Linked DNA regions of Homo sapiens: region 1 is linked to region 2. A link is a loop called in an ENCODE intact Hi-C map of the cell type or tissue named here. Cell type or tissue: HCT116. All regions are shown on one strand.

Region 1 (8,000 bases), 140 kb before region 2:
AAAGGGAAATTCCTTTAATAGTAGCACCAAAGGGCTGCATATGGCAGGGTAGGTGACAGACCACAGCTGGTGGCTGGGCCACTCTCTGAAACGTGGACTTAGGATTTGAGGGCTAGTCCTTGTGCCTCACACCTAGGATAACAGAGAAGTCCTAAAGTATGCCTGGTAGCACATCTGCACTCTTCTGGGTGGCTTCCAGAGATACTTTTGTTCCATGTTTTGGCTTTTACGACGGTCCCCAAATTAAGCAAAGGCATTTTTCTTAGCTGAGCTAACAATGATTCTCTAGATACTTGCTTATCTAACTTGTAAATCCCCTGCCACTCATTTGTTATTTGTCAGCAATCCCCTATCAGATGAAATTTCATCCCACTCGTGCTGTTGAGCACATTGATGTGCCCAGTTGGGAATCAAGCCCAGTCGCGGAACTGTAGGTGCTTTTTTGGTTGGCCCATTTATCTCTTTCCTCGTTGTCCACCAGCCACTTAATTCACTGTCCTTGTTCCAGCACACCATATGGAATGACCTTGCCCATCCCCATTTGCCACACCACCATGAAATAAACTGGAGGAAAAAGCAGTAATCTTCTCATCTTTCGAGAGGAAGCTTTCTATCTGGGAACATTTGAGGCTGATTTTCCCCATGCTTAGATTTACCTCGCTGTTGAAATTCTTAAGTATGTATACAGTGACCTGCTTCTAAGAAAATCCAGTATTCAGATTTCTAAACGTAGACCCAAACATTATTCATATCACAAAAAGTTCTCCAATTTCAAAGGAATTGTCTTCCTAGAACTCTTACAAATCAACAAGAATAAGATTGATATTCAAATAGAAAAATGCACAAAATATTTGGATAGGCATTTTCTTTACAAGGTTAGGGGATCTAACCTTTAAATGGCCAATAAACATAGAATATGCTTATTGCAAGTTAAAGACATAATCTAATACCAATAGACCCCCACCATAATAGTTAAAATGGAAAACAGGGCTGGGCGTGGTGGCTCACGCCTGTAATCCCAGCACTTTGGGAGGCCAAGGCAGGTGGATCACGAGGTCAGGAGATGGAGACCATCCTGGCTAACACGGTGAAAACCTGTCTCTACTAAAAACACAAAAAATTAGCCTGGTGTAGTGGCAGGCACCTGTAGTCCCAGCTACTTGGTAGGCTAAGGCAGGAGAATGGCATGAACCCAGGAGGCGGAGCTTGTGGTGAGCTGAGATCGAGCCACTGCACTCCAGCCTGGGTGACAGAGTGAGACTCCGTCTCAAAAAAAAAAAAAAATGGAAAACAGGAAATAGTACGTGTTGTCAAGGATGTGGAGCAACTGGAACTCCTACACACTGCTGTCGAGAGGCTGAATTGGTACAACTTCTGTACAACTGAGTATGCACATAACCTTGACTCAAAGACTCCACTCTTAGGCATATGCCCAACAGAAATGCACATATACGTTCACCAAAACACATGTACTAGGATATGCATAGCAGCACTATTTGTTATAGAATAAAACTGGTGGTTCTATGAATGCTAATTAATAGTAGGATGGATATCAAGAAATGGTGATATATTGACACAATGGAATATTTTACAGCAATGAGCACAAACTTACAACTACATAGAACACCATGGATGAAATTTACAAACACCAAGTTAAGCCAAAGAAGATAGACACAAAAGAGTATAAACTATATGAATCCTTTTAAACAAAGTAAAACCTGGCAAAATTATTCTATATTCTTAGAAGCCACGTTGGTGGTTACCCTGAGGGGGTAAATGACTGGAGGAAATGTAGGGGTTTAGATAATGTTCTGTTTCTTGATCTAGACTGGTTACATAGGTGTGTTCAGTTGGTGCGCTTTTGGGCACGTGCATTATAGATCAACAAAAAGCATTTTTTTTTTAAATACGTAATTCAATTTACAAAATGCCCATGCCATGTGGAACTTTCTAGAAACATATTTGCTGTCCAGAGTGAAATGCAGCACCTATGTTCAAATGGATTGAGTATTGTCCCTCCCACTATTTTCACTAGTTTATTAATTCTGGAAGGACAGGGAGTTGAGTTAAGCATTAGGGAACAATTCGTATACGCATGACATCGGATCCTGCATTTTGGAGTGTTATTTCTAATTGCTCCATGTCCACACACTCAAATTGAGAACCAGAGGACAGGGAACATTTTACATTTTCCTGCATCTCCAAGCCACCCCTTTCTCAATGCCCAACTGACCAAAGGATTCTTCAAAGGAACACAGCGCTTGGCTGGAGAGAAGGATTCCTTAGTCCTCTAACACAGTCATGGAAAAATCTCTAAGGCAGGTTCCCTGTCCCTTATAAAGAGAGCATTTATTACATCCTGGGAGCTCATGGGAAGCATCTCAGTTCACCCCCACACACTCTGTAACCTAGGCCCATTTTACTGAGGAGAAAACTGTGAGGCATTCCCCAAAGGGCCACATCCCTGGGAAGTGATGAGTCGGCACCAGGAGCCGGCCAGCCTCCACTGGCACACATACTGCCCAGCATTTCCTGGAGAAGGCCTCCCCTGCGATTTTAATGTTCATAAGTGGCTGCCTTTCTTCTGCAAGTAACCACCTGGGCTGCTGCTGTCCTTGGCCAGCAGTGTGTAGCTCTGATGCCCCCTCCTCCATCCTAGAGCCTGAGACAATCTATCAGGACTCACTTGGTGGTGCTGCTGGCTCTCCCTAGATCCCGGTGGAGCTCAAGACAGCCTCACGGGGCTCTGAATCTGCCTGCTCTTTCTCTGCCAGGAAAGAAGGGAAGCCCCTGGAGCTTTGCTGGCTTTTCTGTGCCAGGTGGAGCCCAGAAGACACCCTGATCAGCATCTGCGAGGATCTACTCAGGGCATGCAGCCCTTGCAGACACTCTCGGGGCTGCCCTGGTTAAAGACGATGGCTGGCCTCCTGAATTTCCCCCAGGCAGCTTGGTTGCAGGCTCCGCATCACAGCCCAGCTGGTCACAGCTCTCCATCTATTGATCACACCTGCTTAGCACTGCAGACATAATGCTGCTCAGTCATATTCTGAAGGCACAGTGCTACCTGGGGATGTGATTACAGCTCAGCTTGGTGAAATGAGCGGCTGGCCCCAAGCTCAGCCCAGCAGCCTTGTTTCTTCCAGGCCTGCTCAGCCCCACACCCAGGGGTAGCAAGCTTGTCCTGTGCCCAGTGCTCTGCTGTTGTCATGGAAATCAGTAAGGACAGCCTCACAGGTGGTGTCTAAATTGGCATGTCATAGGTGAGGGTGGGAAGAACATAAGTCACTGTGCCCAGGGTCACCTGTCCCCAGACCCCAATGCCTCACCTGCCCTCACCTGCCTCACCTGCCCTCACCCAGTCTCATTTGCCCTCACCTGCCCTCAGCTAGTCTCACCTAGCCTCATCTGCCCTCACCCAGTCTCATCTGCTCTCACCTGCCCCACCTGCCCTCACCCAGTCTCACCTAGCCTCATATGCCCTCAGCTGCCCTCACCTAGACTCATCTGCCCTCACCCAGTCTCATTGCCCTCACCTGCCCCCACCTAGTCTCACCTAGCCTCATCTGTCTTCACCTGCCCTCACCTAGTCTTACCTGCCTCACTTGTCCAGGAAGCTCCCAATCCATATCCAGTCCCCCAGGTAGGACCCTGCATTATGTTTAAGCCAACCTCCAGTGACAAATTTCTGCACTATCTGCTTCCCTAGGCCTGGGGAAGAGAAACTGCTGCATGATCTCAGCAAGAGTCGCAGAGTTTCAGTTTGGCTAGAACCTTCCAGGTCATCTGGTTGGTGTACATTTATCAATGAGGAAACAAGCCCAGAGAAGTTAAGTGACTTGTCCAAGGTCACACAGCTGTGTAAGTAGAAGTATGAAGGGAATCCAGGCTTCCTAATGCAACAGCCCCACACACATGACATTTCAGGTTTCTTTGAAATCAAGGAATTCCTCTAAGCCCTGGATGGATGACTACAGGTTGTGGTTTCAAGAGTGTCTGCTGATCTGTTTCCACAGGGAAGGCTGGAGAGATCTGTGAAAGGATGAGAATTCTAAAGGATAGAACACCCTAGTTGCTGGCAGAAGGTCACTTGCAGAAAAGTAGAGCAGAAACTCAGCTTCTGTTTGGGCAGCAGTAGCGGGGAGGCGAGGGGACACTTTTCTAGTAGTGTCCTGAAGAGCTGCGCTGGTCGGTGGCTGACTACCACCAGGTGTCAGGACTCCCAAAGTCCTTCCAGGGGAGGGGCAGAAATTGCTGGCTTCTCCTGGCATCTCTGACAGCAGCAGTGGTGTTCAGCTCATCTCTCTGCTTTGCTACAGTGTATCATTGGAACCTGAGAAAATCTGTCGTCTCTCCTGGATGCTTGGCATGTGGAACAACTGAGGCAGTGACAGCAGGCGTCACATCTGTAAGGAGCCACAGTGCAGCCTCTGTGGACACTTGCAGTATTCAGAGTGGTCAGAGCAGGGTCACATACTGGCTCATGTCCTTCTGGAGCTGGCAGCCCATGTAGTTCCCTCCTGTCTTCCCATCAGCCCCAAGCAGGGCCCATGTACCTGCTCCCCTCGGTGGTCATCTTCACTCTATTTTCTAGTCCCTTCACTGTGAAGATTCTCTTCAGGACAGAGCACAGGTTTCTCTTCAGCCAGTGTCACATGACACCTTTGTGTCTGTGGAGGCAGGTCGGGTGGGGGGAGGGTCGTCATATGAGGCTGGAGCAGGAAACAGAGGGACTCCGGGAAGGCATGTGGTTGGATGTCCTCAGGCTCAGCAAGTCTGCATTTGCTCTTCAGGGTTGTCCTTGCCTTTCTGCATCTCCCAGTAAAGCCCAGGCCCTTACCTGGCTTCACCTGCCCTCACCTGCCCTCATCTGCCCTCATTCAGTCTCACCTGACCTCACCTGCCCTCACCCAGTCTCATTTGTCCTCACCTGCCTTCAGCTAGTCTCACCTAGCCTCATCTGCCCTCACCCAGTCTCATTTGCCCTCACCTGACCTCAGCTAGTCTCACCTAGCCTCATCTGCCCTCACCTGCCCTCACCCAGTCTCATCTGCTCTCACCTGCCCCACCTGCCCTCACCCAGACTCACCTAGCTTCATATGCCCTCAGCTGCCCTCACCTAGACTCATCTGCCCTCACCCAGTCTCACTGCTCTCACCTGCCCCCACCTAGTCTCACCTAGCCTCATCTGTCTTCACCAGCCCTCACCTAGTCTTACCTGCCTCACTTGTCCGGGAAGCTCCCAATCAATATCCAGTCCCCCAGGTAGGACCCTGCATTATGCTCCCATTTTCCCTCCTCACCCTCCCCGCCCCATCCTCATTCTTCAGGTATGTGCCCACTCTCGCAGACTTGTGAAGGAACTGGCTGAGTACGTGGACCAGTACTCAATACCATGTACAGGTGAGAGCAGTGGCCAGTGACTTTGACAGCGTGCCCATTCCCAGCACCTTCCAAAAGTATCCATCCATCAGTGTTCCAACTCCTGGCCAGGCTCCTTGCCCCTGTGGACCCATTTCCATATGAGAGCTCTAGATCTTTTTCGACAAGAAAATCCGTGGCCCCACCCCACCCCAAAGACAGTGCTATGACTTTTAGAAGAAAATATTCTATTTGTGAGACAGAGTCGAGGCTCTGAAGCCAGAACAGATCTGACCCCTGGCTTTGCCTGCCCCTCACTGCCTGTCCTCTAACCCTTGGTTTTCTCATCTGTGTTGTGGGGATGAACATGAGGTCAACCTCACGGTTTGTGTGAAGGACTGAGTGAAATCACACCTACGAAGCAGTGGACCTGAGCTACCCCAATAAACGGAACCAAATGTTTGCCTTGTCAAACCTGCGGGCAGGTAGGGCATGTTCTATCATCAAAGGGATAAGATGTGCAAATGGAAGCCCAAGGAGTGGCCTGTCTGGAGGCAGAGGGAGCTCCGGCCATACCAAGAAAGGAAGGAGGACGCCTCCAGTCCCACCTCCTCAGCGTCCCCGTTTCTATTCTGTCAGCCTCGGTTCTTTGGTAGGTTTGGAAGATGCAGAGAGGGAAGAGTTATCTTTATGGCTCACATAGACCTGGCTGCATGCACAAATCCCAAAATAAAATCATTCCTCAGAGTTTGCCCTAACTGTCATTTTCTAGGTGAAGAAGTTAGGCCCAGAGAGGTTAAGTGACATGCCTGGGGTCACACAGGTGCGTAACAGCCTGTTCCCTCTATGCCCACCTCTGTGCCCCGAGGTGCTGTCCCTTTTTTGATTCAGAGACGTTTGCTCTAGGTTGTTCTTGGTTCACTCTTTTGCAGAATCCTGGAATCAGGGGAGCTCTGGGACCTTGTAGTCCAAGGCCCCTCTGGGGGCAAGAAGCCCCTCTGGAGCCCCACCTGACCCAAGCTTCTCCTGCCTTCTCCTGAATCGATGGCTTTGCCTGGCCAAGCCTTGTCCCTATTTTCCACAGCTCTGGCTATCCAGTGACTGTCCTTTTCCTCAAGCCTAAAAGGGTCTCTCCTTCAATTCCACCCAGTAGCACTGAGGCTTGGAAGAGGCTCCAGAGAGGGCTATGGTCAGAGCAGGTGGGACCAGGGTTTAGCTCATCCTGGATGCATGTAGCCCAGCAAGGGAATATCCAAACCTTGGGGACTGCGTGTCCAAGAAGTTCCTACTGCAGCATAGCAAAGCCAACCTTCCCAAGTGTCCCCAGTGGCCCAGAATCACAGCCAACCAACCCCCCTCCCCTGACAACTGTGTCAACTGTGCTGACTTCACCCCCAAACTCTAGTTCTGGAGTTTCCAAGGCAGGACAGAGTGTGCTAGCCTCCGGCTGGAGTCCATGTTTCAGATATCCAACTGCATCTCTATTAAATCCAGCCTGGAGTACTCATCCTATGTCCCAGCCCTAGAGGGGAGGACGGCAGCAAATTCCGAGAGGATTTTCCTCACCAGAGCTTACAGGAGAACAGACATTCAAGGCTGCTCAAGAAGCAGGTGGCTGCTGTTGTTGTTTTTTGTTTTTTTGTTTTGTTTTGAGACAGAGCCTTGTTCTGTTGTCCAGGCTGGAGTGCAGTGGCGCCATCTCAGCTCACTGCAACCTCTGCCTCCTGGGTTCAAGCGATTCTCCTTCCTCAGCCTCCTGAGTAGCTGGGATCACAGGCGCCCGCCAACACCCCTGGCTAATTTTGGTATTTTAGTAGAGACGGGGTTTCACCGTGTTGGCCAGGCTGGTCTCGAACTCCTGACCTCAAGTGGTCTGTCTGTCTCGGCCTCCCAAAGTGCTGGGATTACAGGCATGAGCCACCGCACCTGGCCCGCCTGCTGTTGTTTGACAATGTTGGGTATTCTTAGGGATCCAACTCTAGTTTTTAGGAAATGAACACAAATATTCATTTTTCACAACAGCCAACAATTATTTCCTTTATAAGTTCACATTCACAACCATTTTCCCACTCTAAAATTGGCACAAATTTGAAAAGCATGATATATAAAACCGGTGAGGATATTGTGAGGTAAACACTCTCATTCACTGATGACGTGAATTTAAACGAGAACAAGCTTTTTAAACAGCAATGGCAAAATGCATTCAGAGTTTAAAGCATCTATTCCATTTGGCTCAATTCTATACATGCACGGAAACAAAGCAAAAAACAAGGAAAATGCAACCCCCGCCCCCTCCCAAATCAAAGAACAAACAGGAGCTTTTTCAGGCCTCAAGTGAAGCAAGGCACGAGTCTCTCTGAGGAATCCCCGCCCATAAGACCTGGGAAGGTCACAGCCTTCACGCTGGCTCAAGGGGTTCTCCCCAGCAGGAACCCAGGCTGCTCCTCCCGGGACTGTGGCTGACAGGTAGGGAGCGCTCATAAGTCATAGCGGATATTATCACTACAGGGGTCCCTAACATCTCAGTGAACCCCCACTGTCAGGGAAACTGAGAAACTGTGAATGCAGCCCCAAAGCCTGTGAGAGACCACGTGTGGGCTCAGAGCCTCCCCGTCACCTCAGAAGGCCAGGGAGCCCAGAGG
Region 2 (8,000 bases):
AAAACCTTAGAAATTTACCTTGCACTCTATTCTACTGTGGCTAAAACCACAAGACAAAGTTCTTCCCCCTCTTTCCTCCCCTTTCCCCAGGCAGAGGAGTCTCTCCCCATGTCTACCACCACCACAGGCCCACAGGGAGTACTGTCAGTGAACAACTGCTGTTCAGTTAAGGCCCAAGGGCCGTTTACTCCGCTTATGATGAATGCTGCCAAGCCTGGGACTCACCCTTCAGGACAGTGGGCTCCCCTCTGACCCAGGGTATGTCCAGAGATGCCATCTAAGAGCCAAGGCCTGCTACTGGGGACCCATAAATCCCACGTGGTGCTCTCCCCCACTGTGACCGAGCTGGTATCTAAGCTGTAAGCTTCCCTCTCCTTTTCTCAAGCAAAAGGAGTCTCTTCTTGTAGCCACCACAGCTTTGAATATGCAGGTCACACCTGAAACCAGCATGTCTCAAGTCTCACCCAAGGCCTATGGTGTGTATTACCTGGTTACCGCTACTGATTATTCAGGGCCCAAGGGCTCTTTGGTCAGCAAGTGATGAATCCTGCCAGGACTGGGTCCTTTCCTTCAAGGCAGTGGGTTTCTTTCCGGCCCATAGTGTGTCTGGATATGTCATCTGGGAGCTGGGGCCTCACGACTCTGCCCTGTGCCCTATCCTACTGAGGCTAAGCTTACATCCAGGTTACAAAAACAAAGTTCTCTTTATTTTTCCTTCTCATCTCTTCAAGTGGAAGGAAGGGGTCTCTTTTGGAGCTGCAAGCTGTGTTGCCTGGGGTTGGGGAAGGAGTGATGCAAGCACTCCCTAAGCTTCCCTGACTGGTGTCTCACTAGGGTGGGTGTCCCCCAGGCCCACTGGCTCTAAGCCCAGCACAGCACTAGGACTTGCGTAGGAGTTGTAGTCTTTGTGGACTAGACAGACTCCTGAAAAAAGGAACAAGAAAATATTGGTCAGGTATTTTGTATAATGTCCCTTAATTTGGGTTTATCTAATGTTTTCTCATGACTAGCCTGGGATTATGGATTTTTTAAAAAATTAAGTCTGAACAAATGGGTTATGGATTTTTGAGAAGAAAACCAGAGAGGTGACATGCCTTTCCCATGTCATCGTGTCAAGATGTATTTGATAATCAATGTGACTTTTTACGGTGATATTAACCTTGATCACTTGGTTAAGATGTTGTCTTCATGTAAAGTTATCATTTTTTCCTTTTCCCTACACTATTCATTAGAAAACAGTCATTAAGTCCAGCCACACTCAAAAAGAGAGGAATTAGATTCAATTTCCTGGCTGGGCACAGCAGCTCACACCTGTAATCCCAGCACTTTGGGAGGCCGAGGCGGGCAGATCACTTGAGGTCAGAAGTTCAAGACCAGCCTGGCCAACATGGAGAAACCTGATCTCTACTAAAAATACAAAAATTAGCAGGCGTGGTGGCATGTTCCTGTAATCCCAGCTACTTGGGAGGCTGAGGCACAAGAATTGCTTGAACTCGAGAGGCAGAGCTTGCAGTGAGCCAAGATAGCACCACTGCACTCCAGCCTAGGCAACAGAATGAAACTCCATCTCAAAAACCAAAACAAAAGAGATTCCACTGCCTGAAAGAGGAATATCAAAGAATTTGTGCAATCACTGCAGTAATTAATAAGTCCTTAGGGAAGAGGCATTTTGAGGCTATGCAGAAATCCTGCTTCTCTGTGAAGTTCCCCCCGCTAATTTTTAGTACCCATCAGTGGACCTTGACTCCACAAGGTCTTTTTCTTTTTCTTTGCTGCAGGGTGGTCTAATGATCTGTTTCCTGACTACAAAATGCACCTAAAAGGGAGTTTAGAGATTTAGCTGTCATGGTGGGGTGATAAATAGATTCTCAGCCCTGATTACTATATGAGCTTCTGGTTTGGTTAGATTTTCTGTTTCTGCATTTCTCTTTTTTTTTTTGAGACGGAGTCTCGCTCTGTCGCCCAGGCTGGAGTGCAGTGGCTGATCTTGGCTCACTGCAAGCTCCGCTCCCTGGGTTCACGCCATTGTCCTGCCTCAGCCTCCGGAGTGGCTGGGAATACAGACGCCCGCCACTACGCCCGGCTAATTTTTTGTATATTCAGTAGAGATGGGGTTTCACCGTGTTAGCCAGGATGGTCTCGATCTTCTGACCTCGTGATCCACCCGCCTTGGCCTCCCAAAGTGCTGGAATTACAGGCGTGAGCCACCGCGCCCGGCTGTTTCTGCATTTCTTGAAGTTTGTCCCTCACAAAGCTTCCTGGCTATTATTCTCTGATCAGTCCAGGTATATGTTGTTGATTGTATTTAGGCTACAGGAAAAGTCTGGGCTAAGAGGCTGCCACTGAAAACATTGATTAGTGTCACAAGTCACATGGGAGGCAAGTTGTGAAATGACCAGAAAAGCAGGTTTTTAGAAAACATTATGTAGCTGCACTATCTCTGTTTCTCTATTACTGTGATATCTCTCTTAGATTACTTTGGACTGAGAACTGATGAGTTCCTGGTAAACAAAATCAGACTAGGCATGCCGTCCTAGACATTGAGAGGGGCAGATGCCAAGCTCTTGAGTGTGCGTGTGTGGGGCAGGGGGCTGCATTTAGAACAGCCTTTGTAGTCAAGTACCCAGTCTATGCTAAGTCTCTGTGTGATATAGTTAGGTATTTCTCCTATGCATGATTATTTAATTAAAGACTGTCACTTTCCTTAGATTGGAAAGTTTTTAAAGGAAGGACTATTTCTATTTTGTTTATCACCGTGAGTCCAGCACATCTTCAGGCACATAATAGGCACTATATTATATTAACTGAATGAATGAATGACAAGTAACTTGGAGTTAGAAATGTCCATGCTTTTCCTACAGTTTTCTCAACCTCCCCATAACTTCAGTCACAGAAACAGTCTTGTATTATGGTGATTATATTCTCTAGTACTTATTAGAATAGTGCTATATTTACTTACACTATTAGGTAAGAAGACAGTTGTGGATTAGCCTAAGGACTGAGTTATATTGCAGAACACAGTTAAGGATAGATTGAATTGAGGTCTAAACAACTTTAAAGCATATGGGAAAGATACAGATTGTGGAGTTGGGGATATTTGGATTCAAATCCCAGCATTACCACTTATTAGCTATGCATTGTAGAAATTAACTAATCTCCCTGAGATTCAGTTTCTCCTCCTGTAAAATAGGAATAATAGTATCTTTCTCATAGCATTTATTGTAAGGATTAGGGGAAATTCTTTGTTTTGTTTGTTTGTTTGTTTGTTTGTTTTGCTACAGAGTCTCGCTCCATCGCCCAGGCTGGAGTGCAGTGGCACAAACTTGGCTCACCTCTGCCTCCTGGATGCAATCAATTCTCCTGTCTCACCTCCCAAGTAGCTGGGACTGCAGGTGCCCGCCACCATGCCGCCCATCTAATTTTTGTGTGTTTTTTTTTAGTAGAGACGGGGTTTCAACATATCAGTCAGGCTGGTCTCGAACTCCTGACCTCAGGTGATCCATCTGCCTCGGCCTCCCAAAGTGCTGGGGTTACAGGCGTGAGCCACCACACCTGGCAGGAAATTTTATATATATGTACACATAGGTCTAAATATAGCTCATGTAAGAAATACATATGTACTTACATGTGTATATATCTGCATTTTATATATAACACATATGTATATGGAAATATTCTAATATGTATATATGCATGTCTGCTATGCCTCTACCTCCTTATCTACCTGTGTTATAAATCTGCAGTTCCTGACACATGGTCATTGTATGAGTCAGGGTCCACATTAAGTATTTCAATAGATTATTATTATTATTTTTTTTTAGGACTGGGGAAGGGGAGCTTAACAGAAAAAAAATTAATAGAAGGAGCTGGTTAAACAGGTGCTAGAAGAGTGAAGAAGCAAAGAAGAAAGTAAATGCTGGAAGCAGCTACCACTCCCTGGTCCAGGGTACTAAGAGAAGAGGCTGGGGGATTAAAATCCAGAAACTGGAAAGAAAGGCCTGCCGTTCCCAAGAGGCGCCTGGTGCCAGTGCCTGGGCGGGTGGCGGGAGCGGGGAGAGGACACAATGTGGCTGGTTCCGGGAGTGCAAAACAAAAACAAAACAAAACATAAAAAAAACCACACACACACACAAAAAAAACCAGGAGACTGGTACTAACCGCTGCCAGGATGAAGGCTGAGTACAGACACAAATAACACTGACCGGACACAGAGAGGAACGAGCCCCTTTCCCTCCTCCCGGCTTGCAGGCTCCCTCTACTGCCCCCTATCGGCAGAGCCTAGCACGTCGCCAGCAAGCAAAGGGAAACGGGTTTTGCAGGGTCTGGGACCGGCCCCATCATGACAAAGCCAAGTATGTGTGCAAGCGAGGGGATGGAACGGAGAGACAATAGCTTAGTAACTTAATTTACTCATTCGCCATTTTAACAGCTGCCTAGAATTTCATTGTACAATTAGAGCACAATTTATCCATTTTCATGGTGCTAGATATTTATGTTGTTTCTGAATTTTTATTTGAAATGATGCTACTGTGAACATTCCTTTAATTCTTTTTGGATCATAAAATTTTGGGGAAGAGCTCGCATGACATTCTGCAAAGCATAAAGGAGTTATTAATATATTTTCACCCACTATTGAATGTTTAAATATTATATAAGTCTAGGTGTGGTAAGTACTATAAGCACACTGTTTTCTCCCATTTCATCCTCTTGGCAAGAGAACTCTCCTAGAAAGAAGACTAGCACCTAGCAGAATGCTTTGAATAGAGCAGGCTTCAATAAAGATTTGACATTGATGATACTGAAGAGATAACCTGGCTAGTAACAAGATGTTGCATAGAGATTCCAAACATTAATTTCCTTCCTTGCCGAATGTAAGCAAACACAAACAGCAAGTGCTAATGGTAAATGTGGTAAAGCACTAATTTCTCTGAGTTGGTCAATATTTAGCTGAGGCATGTCAGTTCAAAGCCTCCCACAATGTTTCTCCTTCATTAAGCAAGTCATCTCTGAGATATTCTGTAATTTTCTGTATATCTTCTTTATTATATGGTTAGTTTTTCTGTTAAAGATCATGTGTGGGCTGGGCATGGTGGCTCACGCCTGTAATCCCAGCACTTTGGGAGGCCAAGGCAGGCGGATCACGAGGTCAGGAGATCAAGACCATCCTGGCCAACATGGTGAAACCCCATCTCTACTAAAAATACAAAAAATTAGCTGGGTGTGGTGGCTAGTGCCTGTAATCCCAGCTACTCGGGAGGCTGAGGCAGGAGAATCTCTTGAACCCAGGAGGTGGAGGTTGCAGTGAGCTGAGATCGCGCCATTGCACTCCAGCCTGGGTGACAGAGCGAGAGACTCTGTCTCAAAAAAAAAAAAAAAAAAAGATCATGTGTGGGCCGGGTGCAGTGTCTCACCCTGTAATCCTAGCACTTTGGGAGGCCGAAGCGGGAGGATAGATTCAAGCCAGGAGTTCGAGACCAGCCTGGGCAAAATAGCAAGAACCCCGTCTCTACAGAATAGTTTTAAAAATTAGCTGGGTGTAGTGGTGCATGCCCCTAATCCCAGCTACTTGGGAGGATGAGGTGGAAGGATCGCTTGGGCCCAGGAGTTTGAGGAACCCTCAACTTCACTCCAGCCTGGGTGGAGCAAGGCCCTGCCAAAAAAAAAAAAAAAAAAAAAAAAAAGGCCGGGTGAGGTGGCTCACGCCTGTAATCCTAGCACTTTGGCAGGCCAAGGTGGGAGGATCACTTGAGGTCAGGAGTTCAAGACCAGCCTGGCCAACATGGTGAAACCCCATCTCTAATAAAAATACAAAAATTAGCTGGGCGTGGTGGCAGGTGCCTGTAATCCCATCTACTCAGGAGGCTAAGTCAGGAGAATCGCTTTAACTGGGAGGCAGAGGTTGCAGCGAACCTAGATGGTGCCACTGCACTCCAGCCTGGGTGACAGAGTGAGACTTTGTCTCAAAAAAAAAAAAAAAGAGAGAAAGGAAGGGACGACAAAGAAAGGAATGAAGAGAGAGTGAGAGTAAGAAAGAAAGAAGGAAAGAAAGAAAGAAAAAGAAGGAAAGAAAGAAAGAAAGAAAAAGGAAGGAAGGAACAGAGGGAGGGAGGGAGGGAAAGGAAAGGAAAGTAATGCTTGGTGTATGCAAGGCAGATAAAAATTTTTTGGAAAAGCAAGGCTGCCACCTTGTGGAACATTTGTATTGAATGCTTTCACTTTAAATCAACTGTAACGCCACAAGTGATTTGCAGGATTCTTTTAATTTTTCTCAATACGAGTTTTCTCCCTGCATTTCATCATTTTGTCTCATTCATTCTATGGCATCGATGTGGTATTAGTGTCAGTTTGCACTCCAGCTTTTGAAGATATGCAGTTTCCATTAAAGAAAACTTAGTGACTCACTTTTCCTCTACCGCCTCTGTCTACGGATCTGTGTGCTTATCTGCATGGAACTCTGACTTTGAAGTCTGTCTTGTACTCCCTCAGAAAAATATCAGGAAAATGTCTTTAAAAGTCCATTAACTGTTACAATTTAGAATTAAACACCTGTCACTTCCAAGGCAGAGGTGAGAAAATGTGAAGTTAAACAAATCACAGGGGATGCCTCCTCTGAGCATGGAAACTTCTCTCCCTAACTGGCTTGAGTTAGGTTCAGCTGTTCAACATGTGCACTTGATGTTGGATCTTCTTTGGCATGATGTTGGCAGAGACATTGGAATCTAGAGAACTGTTTAAGGCATGAACCTGGCAACGTGGGCGCTGCTTTTTCTCCTTTCTTCTCCTTCCCTTGCTTATACATCACTGGGGCAGAGGTGAGGGGTGGCAGAAATATCACTTATGGGATCAGAAAATGAAAACCCAGGACTCAAAAGGCTGGCAGCTGAGGGTCTAGACGACTCCTCTCTGCTTACTTAAATCCCTACTGTCTTACCTCTTGGCCCACAATAAAAGTAAAACATGCCCCAGGGAGAGAAAAAGCAAAATATTATGAATTGAATTAAAACCGTGTACATAGCTCTTAATTTATCGCATGCTGTCAAATGTATTGGCTATAAAGGGATAAGTATGTCAAAGTCTTGGAGCCAGGCAGCCAATTTGAAAGTTCTCCTGGTTGGCCGTGGTGGCTCATGTCTGTAGTCCCACCCAGCACTTTGGGAGGCTGAGGTTTGTGGGTCACTTGAGGTCAGGAGTTTGAGACCAACTTGGCCAACATGGCAAAACCCCGTCTCTTCTAAAAATACAAAAATTAGCTGGTTGTGGTGGTGCACGCCTATAGTCCCAGCTACTTGGTAGTAGGCTGAGGCACAAGAATCGCTTGAACCTGGGAGGCAGAGGTTGCAGTGAGCCAAGATCATGCCACTGCATACTCCAGCCTGAGGAAGACTCTGTCTAAAAAAAAAAAAAAAAGAAGATTCTCCTGTGACTTTCACCCTGATCCTCTAGTGTTGAGTGTAATTTGCCCTGCGGTCCCCTGGAGTCTCCTAAGCTGGTCTTAGCCTACAGAATGGCACAGCTTAGAGTAACAATCCACTGTGTCCGCCCAGCACCCTTGCTGCCGTCTGGGAGTAGTCACGCCCATCTTTTAGAAAATGTTCCTTCCGGCCGGGCGGGGTGGCTCACGCCTGTAATCCCAGCACTTTGGGAGGCTGAGGCGGGTGGATCACTAGGTCAGGAGTTCGAGACCGTCCTGGCTAACGCGGTGAAACGCCGTCTCTACTAAAAATACAAAAAACATTTAGCCGGGCGTAGTGGCGGGCGCCTGTAGTCCCAGCTACTCCGGAGGCTGAGGCAGGAGAGTGGCGTGAACCCGGTAGGCGGAGGTTGCTGTGAGCCGAGATTGCGCCACTGCACTCCAGCCTCCAGCCTGGGCAACAAAGCGAGACTCTGTCTCAAAAAAAAAAAAAAAAAAAAGAAAGAAAGAATATGTTCCTTCCCTGCTGCCCTCCAACAGTGCAGGGACATGGCAGCTGCCGTGTTGGTATAGACCCTGCCCTCCTGGC

Evidence for each region. A loop is a pair of places that touch in the nucleus more often than their neighbours do. Peaks named below come from ENCODE experiments on the same cell type or tissue, not always from the same donor. Only the 100,000 strongest peaks of a DNase experiment are listed, where the experiment ranks them.
Region 1: a loop joins it to region 2, with 8 times the contacts of the local background. A loop is called at or near these places in 8 of 110 quality-filtered maps.

What each region holds. Positions count from the first base shown.
Region 1 is chr13:21,334,152-21,342,151 of GRCh38, forward strand. All of the region lies in intron 1 of LINC00539 (long intergenic non-protein coding RNA 539), which reads right to left. It also overlaps the pseudogene MIPEPP3. Among named protein-coding and RNA genes, the nearest start is that of LINC00539, 6.7 kb to the right of the region's middle. RefSeq lists enhancers at 2,851-3,433, 4,351-4,907. In HCT116, a CTCF peak has its summit at 4,205 (motif pointing right); no DNase peak of the experiment used is centred here.
Region 2 is chr13:21,472,934-21,480,933 of GRCh38, forward strand. No RefSeq gene overlaps it. Among named protein-coding and RNA genes, the nearest start is that of ZDHHC20, 18 kb to the left of the region's middle. RefSeq lists a silencer at 4,375-4,424. In HCT116, CTCF peaks have their summits at 4,274 (motif pointing left) and 6,191 (motif pointing left); DNase peaks (open chromatin) are centred at 4,258 and 6,168; H3K4me3 peaks cover 698 bases; H3K27ac peaks cover 423 bases.